Linked DNA regions of Mus musculus: region 2 is linked to region 1. A link is a loop called in an ENCODE intact Hi-C map of the cell type or tissue named here. Cell type or tissue: left cerebral cortex. All regions are shown on one strand.

Region 1 (4,000 bases):
TCACTGACTTCTCCCTACTGGTTAGCCAGAGAACTCCTCCCAGCCCTTGGATTTCAGCACATGCTCTATGAGACGTGGATGTAGATGGTGGGGATCCAAGTTTAGGACCTTTTATTTGTTCAATAAGTTTTGAACTGACTGAGTGGTCTCGTATGCCTGAAAATTTATTTTATTTCCAAAGCCCTGCCATCTCATCCCTGTTCATCTATGTGAGCGGTGTCCTTCTCTGCTCCTTTCCTGTGGAGTCAGAACTATTCTGCTACCACTTCCTGACCGCATGCAGGCAGGGTCATGGGCCACTTCTCTGCTAGCTTATGTACATTGTATCCTTATGTAACATTCATTCTGACTAACTAGTTGTTCTGTGTGACTTTGCCATTGTCACTGAAGTGACCTTTCTAAAAAATCCTGTTGCTTTCTTGCTTTAAGGTACTTGTGAATTATGCTACATACAGCATAGTGGCCGTAGTTTTATGGTTGGTTATGTATTAATACCAGACTGTATACCTTCATAGATGCAAGTTGGCTGACATGCTCCTGTTTACAGATATAGCCAAGTGCTTTAAAAACCGCTTTGTGGGACAACATCTTGTTCTTTCTACAGGTCTGTTTAAGATGCTCATCTACTCAACTCTTGTAACCTAGCTCAAATCTCCCTTACTCTGAGGATGTGTTTCCTGATTTTGCTACACTGAATTTCTTTTCTTCTTGGCATAGCTTAGCACAGTTTATTACAAACCTCATAATGTTTTAATCCTGTGCAATGGTTGTCTAGTCTATAACATGACTGAGTATATCAATCACACTATTTAACATTAATACCACTGAAATGAAAATATATTGGATGAGAATAAAATCATGCATTGAATAAGCCTTCTGGAGAGGACTCATACCCACAAAGCCCATACGTTTACTGGAGTCTTGTTATGATAAAATATAGAATTGTTTTGATATTTAACCAAAATGGCATGTTCACTAATTGAAAAATAAAGAAAACTTTTATTGTGGTTTGCTGTCCTCCATCCCTGCCTATTCCATATCTATTTTCTTTGTTTCTATTCTTTCTATGTTTTCTTTCTATTCTATTACAAATGGAAAAAATGAAGAGGTACATATGAACAGGTGCTTCATTTAGATATTTATAGGAAAAAAAAACAAAATAAAACAAAAATGTAAGTTTCCTGTTGCCTATAGCATAACAGCCTGATTTCTTGGTATCCTGAACATTTGCAGTCCAAGACCAACCACCAATCACAACTGCCCATCACAACTGCCAATCACAATTATTTTCAAAAAGATACAACAATAATATAATGATCATCCATAGTCACAGGTTATTTTACAATTGGATTTTAAAGTGAAAAACTTATTTCTTTACTTTTCAGCCATTGAATTTTTTACCTGTGTTATCTTTGTGTAACTATGAACAAACTTCTTTTTAAATGTCATTTATAAAATGTCCACTATATCTAGTGTATATATTCAAGACAATTTAATACTATGTGGTATTAATACTTACAGAGATATTTTGTCTTTGTTCCCAGGTTAATGAACTAAATAAATATTTTGGAGTACTGTCTTCATTACTTATGATTAGCACAATATTGTACTTCCCAATTAACCGCCAAAAGCACCTATATGGACATATACATGTATGTATTTGTAGGCATATATATGCACTTGACTTTTCAAAGAATGTGTCTGGCCAGTTTTCATAATATATCTTGAAATATTCACATTAATACACACAAGTTGATATTCAGTGGTATTTGGTAGCTTCCTGGGAAAAATCCTTGAGTCACTGAAACAACTGTTTTCAATATATTTATTTTCATTGCAAAGTTCAGTCGTTTATTATTAATAACACATGACAGATCTCTGCCTTCTTTCCTGTCATTTCCTCCCTTCTTCTCATAGTAGTCTGGGTATCCAGCATTTCTTCTCTGAGTTGTTGCCAAGCACCTATCACCTTCCAAGAGAAAAAAAAATAGTGTGTAGAGTGGGACTGTTTGAATGTTTCTAATTTTTCATTTCAGTTTCTGGGTCTGTAGAGCATTTTAAATATATTCATGTGTGTAAACAGGGCTGTTTCCAAGTGATTCGCTATTTAAAAGACTAAAAGAGAACTTGCCAATTGCAAATGTTCTAAGATGTGTCAAGGAAGTAAAAGAGACACTTGTCTGTTGAAATCCTAGCTACGTGGGTGTGTAGGAATACACTAGTATAAAACAAAATTGGAAGAAAACAAAATGTTGCAGAGAATGGCTTCCAGCTGTGCACCACAGGAAGTAGCTTAATGCTCTCCATCCACAATGCAGATGAAGAGTTTTATAGAACTGAAAAAAAAATCAGCTCAATTTGAACTAATAGCCGTCCAGACACACAGCACTTGCAAGCAAGGAGAAAAATAATGTCAAATCTACTTGGCCAGAAGCAAAGAAGCCAGGAGACAATGTATTCCACTTCTGTTTCCATGGCTTGCAAATCTGTGACTTAACTCTGGCCTTCCAAAATAAAAGAACATTTCCAAAGGTCTCTGTCTTACTTTGGTCTTCATTCTTGTTTTGTTGTTGTTGTTGTTGTTGTGTTGTTTTGTTTTGTTTTAATCATCAGAAACAAACAAACAAAAGTAGTTCATGCAGAATTAATTTTAAAAGTCATGTTAAGTCTTAGTCTGTTGTTTTTTTTTTTTTTACTTTTAATAGACAAAGATGAAAAATAGGCTATTTTTTCTTTCATCATCAAAAGGGAAATAAACCAAACATGATCGTGTGAACTGCCATTGATCAGCTGAGAGCTATCTGTGTTAACTCTAAATAATAGATACCACAATTGGGTAGGCATTATAAACACAAATGGCTTCTCACTTACGTGGTTCAGTTTAGAAGACATTAGTACATTTAGAAGACATTAGTACAAAGGACACCAGTGTTTTAAATCAAAGCAGAATTATTTTATCAATTTGCTGTGGCCTATAATTTAGACATACCGGAGAAAATAACAATCATGGCCATCCAAATCCAGAAAATCATATTAGTTTAAAAACAGTGCTTCCAGAGGGTCATTTTTGTACATCAATCTCTCCTAGTTTCTCAACATACTTTGTGAAATTAATTTTAACTATGCTATGCTTGGCAAAGCACTTACTATAACATACATCTTAAAGTTAAAAAAAATCAAATTTAGCAAGATATCTTTGTGACTACATTAAACACATTTTCATCTCAAGCTGAACTGCCCTAGAAACAGGTCCCCTCCATACTCTGCTCCCTTCCCTTACCAAAAATTCTGCTGTCTTGCAAACATTGCTCTGCTTGCATTTCTAGTCCCTACAAAAGTCCCTACCTGCCACCTGGCAAAACTGGAATCCATCCACCGTTTTGTTTGGGTTTGATTATGTGCTTCCTGTAGGAGAATCCAGAATAAGCATCCAGATGGTGTTTAACATCAGTATGTTAAAAAATAATTATCTTTGTTGAGACTTTTATTTGGAATGTTCTAGCAGAAGTGACCCAGGTATATATTGAAGAGGTAGCAGTCAGGTGAATCAACTTCATGCAGGCTCCTTTCAGCTCTACTTCATCAGTATCAGCAGAACACTTACTTACTCAGTACCTTCTCTTGTCTGCCTACTCCAAAATCAACCCTTCAAATCATATGTCTCATTGGCAGGTCTTTAACTCCCTAAGGCTGAAATTGAGAGACTCAAGCTGGCAATAGCACAGGAAAGGTCTTTGTAATACAGAAAAATAAATGGAAAAACTTTATGCTTATTTCTGCTGTTAATAATTACAAAAATGAAGACTGGAAAACCTCTATGTACCACATGCTATATCAGGACATGCTTGCAGTTATAGCCTTCAAGCAAAACTATCAGATGGGACTCACTCATGCTCTGATGAACACAACTCCCTCAGGAGAGGTGGTATTATATGATCTTTGGTGTCTGCTCCTTTATTTCTTATCCCTATTGATGAAACCCACATGAAAATCTGGTTAT
Region 2 (4,000 bases), 92 kb before region 1:
ACTTTAAAGATGGCATGCCAAAGACTGTGTGGACCTGATGTCTTCACACACACCCTATTCCCAAACTGCAGGAAGATGTTAGCCTAGTGAACTGTTTACCACATATTACTGCACCGTAGACAACTCCATGCTTCAGCTTCCTCTCAACACTTCTTTACCATCCCATACCAGGTATTTTATTCTGAACATATACTTTGTTTCAATTGCCCTAAAACTGATATTGTTTTTCTCTTGTTCTTTTGAGTTACAATTGGAGCATTTGTCTTTCCTGGATGAAAGCTTTGCCTGTCATAGGAATTTAAACAAATTATTCACCGTTGGATAGATTATCATTAATAAGTTGAAACATAATAAGAAAACTAGCTATCTGCAGGGGATATTTGTCATAATCATCTCTTCTTCTTATTTCTCTATTCACCTAGTGAAAATCAAAATCCTGGGTCTAAATGTATACATGATTTATCATCAGCTGGTTAAAGAAATATTCTTTGTCCATCATTTTGAAATAGGCTAAAATGAGACTCTTGTTATTTTTCTCTCCATACAAAAATATATTTCATGGGGCAGTGGCTTCTATGTTCCATAGAACTAAAGAGCACACAGAAATCCTAAATTTTAAGATAGCCCATGGGCAGACTTAAAGTCTCAGCTGCTTTCGGAGTTTTAGTTTTTTGAAAGTCTAGATGCTGAGATTTTTCTGGTTTTCGGAGTCTGCCTTGTGGTCTTCTTGGTTTCAACAACTCAAAGCAATCCAGTAAAGCTTTATTTCTAAGTCCTCTGTTAAACATGTGCTTTATTAACTTTCATCTAAACATGCCCTGATAGGTAACCTGTAATCCATCATAATTAAATAAAAGAGCATATGACTCCTACTGGTCTTGATGTATGAGAAGGATGCTGACCACTAAGTGCCAGAAATGTTCAAAAGCAGTAAAATCATTACTTAATGTCCACCACACCATTTCCTCTGATTTCTAACTCTGAAAGGTCTGATCGATACAAGTTTCCTTTACATACTGTATTCTCAGTACTTTTAAAGTAATAAAACAATAACCTAAGGAGAAACTATTTTATTGGCCATTGTGTTTTTCTTTATGCAGTTCTGTAATATTTGCATGGATACAAAAGGACTTGTCAAAATAGGTTTTCTCAGTCTCTTTGGAGAGCTTCTCATTTATATTTTATCAAATGCAAATGTCATTGCTAAATCTTTGTGCTGTCAAGCCAACATTATACAGGGATGCAGTCATCACGTGATCTTCACAGCCAGGAAGGAATTCAAAGGGAGCAGTTCCAGAGCAATCCATGAGGGAAAATACCAGCAGGAAGCTCTCTCACTCTCCTCAGACATTTGCATTGCTCCAAATTTTGATTTGGGTGTGACCCAACTCGAGAGAGCTTAAGAAAATAGAATCACTAAGCATCTATTCCACTCCCTTATGAATTTCAGTAGGAACTTACACATGGACACAGTACTGGTTATTGTTACTCAGTAGATGTCAGAAAGCATGATCAGAGTGTACTGATGGATGCCACCTTAATTCTGCTAATGCTTCTTGAGAGATATTACTCTTTCTTAAAGAATAGAAGCACTATTGCTGATGCCAAGAAGAGCTTGCTGACAGGAGTCTGGTATAGATCTCTCCTGGGAGGCTCTGCCAATATAGAAGCTGATGCACACAGCCAAACATTACATCAGACAACACAGGGACCCCAGTGGAGGAGTTAGGGCAAGGACTGTAGGAGTTGAAGGGGTTTGCAACCTCATAGGAAGAACAACAATATCAACCAACCAGACCCCCCAACATTCCCAGGGACTAAACCACCAACCACAGAGTACACATGGGGAAACCAATGGCTCCAGCTAGATATATAGCAGAAGATTGCTTTATCTGGCATAAATGGGAGGGGAGGTCCTTGGTCCTGTGGAGGTTCAATGGCCCAGGGTGGGGAAAGGGGGTAGGGGTGTTGTGGAGGGGAAACTGGTAAGTTGGATAACTGTTTAAAAGAAAATAAATGAAATTACCAATAAGAATGTGAAAAAGAATAAAAACACTGGATTTTAGGCAATTATGTCTAATTATAGCTGAGGCACCTCCTAATTCTATTCTGACTCACTTATCAGCCTATTACACTATCAAACAAATCACTGGTTCAATAAGCATCCCTTCAATAAATAACATCTGGTCATGTAGATACAACTGGAAGACTTATAGTGGCAGAAAGCTACTGCTGATGAGTCTCTTGCATGCATCTGTTCCCCATTTTGTCATAAGACGTGCTTCCATCAAGTGTGACTAAGACAATGTATTACTTCCATTCCCTTTTTATGCCTCACCCGTGATTCTTCAGATTCTTTTTATGGTTCTTGTTTCCCATAATAGGGCTTGCCCCTCCAATCTTATGTATTGAGGTGAAATTATTATTATGCCCGTGTCCTACTCAGACATCACTGGAGAAGACTGAGAACAGATTTCCTGAAAGGGGACAGGCTTAAGGCAGAGTAGACTAAGGAAGATCACCAAGTCATGGGAAAGTTCCATACTCAGTAGTCCATCTAACACTGATCATATCAATACAGACTCTTCTGGTTTATAGAAGCTAGATTTTGAGAAAATTGTAACCATAACTATCTATTTCTTGGAGTCGATGAATGAATCGTTATTATCCAGGAATAATACAAATTCTACCTTTTGTATTAATTTCAAGTTTTTACAAATTTTTATTAATTTTAGCATAAACAAAATTTGTGAGGAAAGTTTTGTTATGTAAGTATTTTATTAAGTGAGAACAGTGGTATGCAAAGCAATTGACACTTTGTGAAAGCTCTACAGGGTTAAAGCACTAAAACTTTGAGCTATAGGGAGATTAAAAAATGTTCATACTCAAACAGCTGTGAAATTAATATGGTTTTCTAAAATATGAAGCTGTAAATTAGAGGAAGTCCTGAATACAGGGAGTGTTCCGTGACCTACATCGCTAGCACAGAACAATTCATACCCTCAAAAGCCACATAATAGCACAAAGGAAGTCTAATGCATCATTTTTCTGTTTTGTTTTCAGTCCCTGTGTGGGCACACTTGTTTAAAATTAAAATCTTGGAGCAGGCGGTGCAGATAGTGAGCCAGATCCTGTGTCATTCTGTTGGAATAAAGCCTGCATGTGTGTCTAAAGGAGAAATCCAGTCTCCCTCAGCCCTTGTTGTCTGATTCAAAGCCTCCTCAGAAAGTATGTTTGGACCTCAAAAGCGTGCAAATTAAAATTTATATTAATATGTTGTTTTGATGTAGCATTTTGTGATGACCACTGATAGACTCAACTAATTAAGAGTCGGCCATTGTAGACATACAAAAAGATCCCTCTAAAATAGCAAGACATAAGAGACTAAATCACAATATAAAAAGATACTGATATTTAGAGACAATTTGGGATATGGCTCTACAAATCTGAGCATGCTCCTTCGGCTCACTCTACTGATGACTCCGGTATTGTGTGTCTGCAAACTAGGATTCACCATCCCACCCTGACTTTTTTGCTCATCCCTTGTTTGACCACTTTTCTCCTCTTATTCTACTTTCACATTATCAACTTTGTGTAGTACTTTCTGTACCTTATTTATTGTTTAATCTAAGTGTTATTTAGCAATTTCCTCTAAGATAAGCCCTTCATCTTGTAGGAAGGCATGTTAAAAGAGGTGAAACTAAGGGATGCTCTAAGTCAGTCTGAGTAGCAACCCCCTTTGAGGTTGACTGACCCATATACAGGGGTTACCTATCAGATGACCTACTTATCAGATGTTTACAGTATGATTCATAACAGTACAAAATTACAGCTAAGAAATAGCAACCAAAATAATTTTATAGTTGGTAGTCACCACAACATGAGGAACTGTATCGAAAAGTTGCAGTATTAAGAAGATTGAGAACCACTGCTCTAAGGGCATGTAAAACATTCCAGCCTGCAGGGAAGCTCATTAAACTCTCGAAGTAAACAATTCAGT

What was found. A loop is a pair of places that touch in the nucleus more often than their neighbours do. Peaks named below come from ENCODE experiments on the same cell type or tissue, not always from the same donor. Only the 100,000 strongest peaks of a DNase experiment are listed, where the experiment ranks them.
Region 2: a loop joins it to region 1, with 2.5 times the contacts of the local background. A loop is called at or near these places in 3 of 42 quality-filtered maps.

What each region holds. Positions count from the first base shown.
Region 1 is chr10:27,473,505-27,477,504 of GRCm38, forward strand. The region is part of intron 1 of Lama2 (laminin, alpha 2); the gene reads right to left. Among named protein-coding and RNA genes, the nearest start is that of 4930579H20Rik, 86 kb to the left of the region's middle. In left cerebral cortex, no CTCF peak of the experiment used is centred here; DNase peaks (open chromatin) are centred at 2,224 and 3,344; H3K27ac peaks cover 346 bases.
Region 2 is chr10:27,381,748-27,385,747 of GRCm38, forward strand. The region is part of intron 4 of Lama2 (laminin, alpha 2); the gene reads right to left. Among named protein-coding and RNA genes, the nearest start is that of 4930579H20Rik, 6.1 kb to the right of the region's middle. In left cerebral cortex, a CTCF peak has its summit at 1,281; DNase peaks (open chromatin) are centred at 1,331, 2,330 and 3,118; H3K27ac peaks cover 2,430 bases.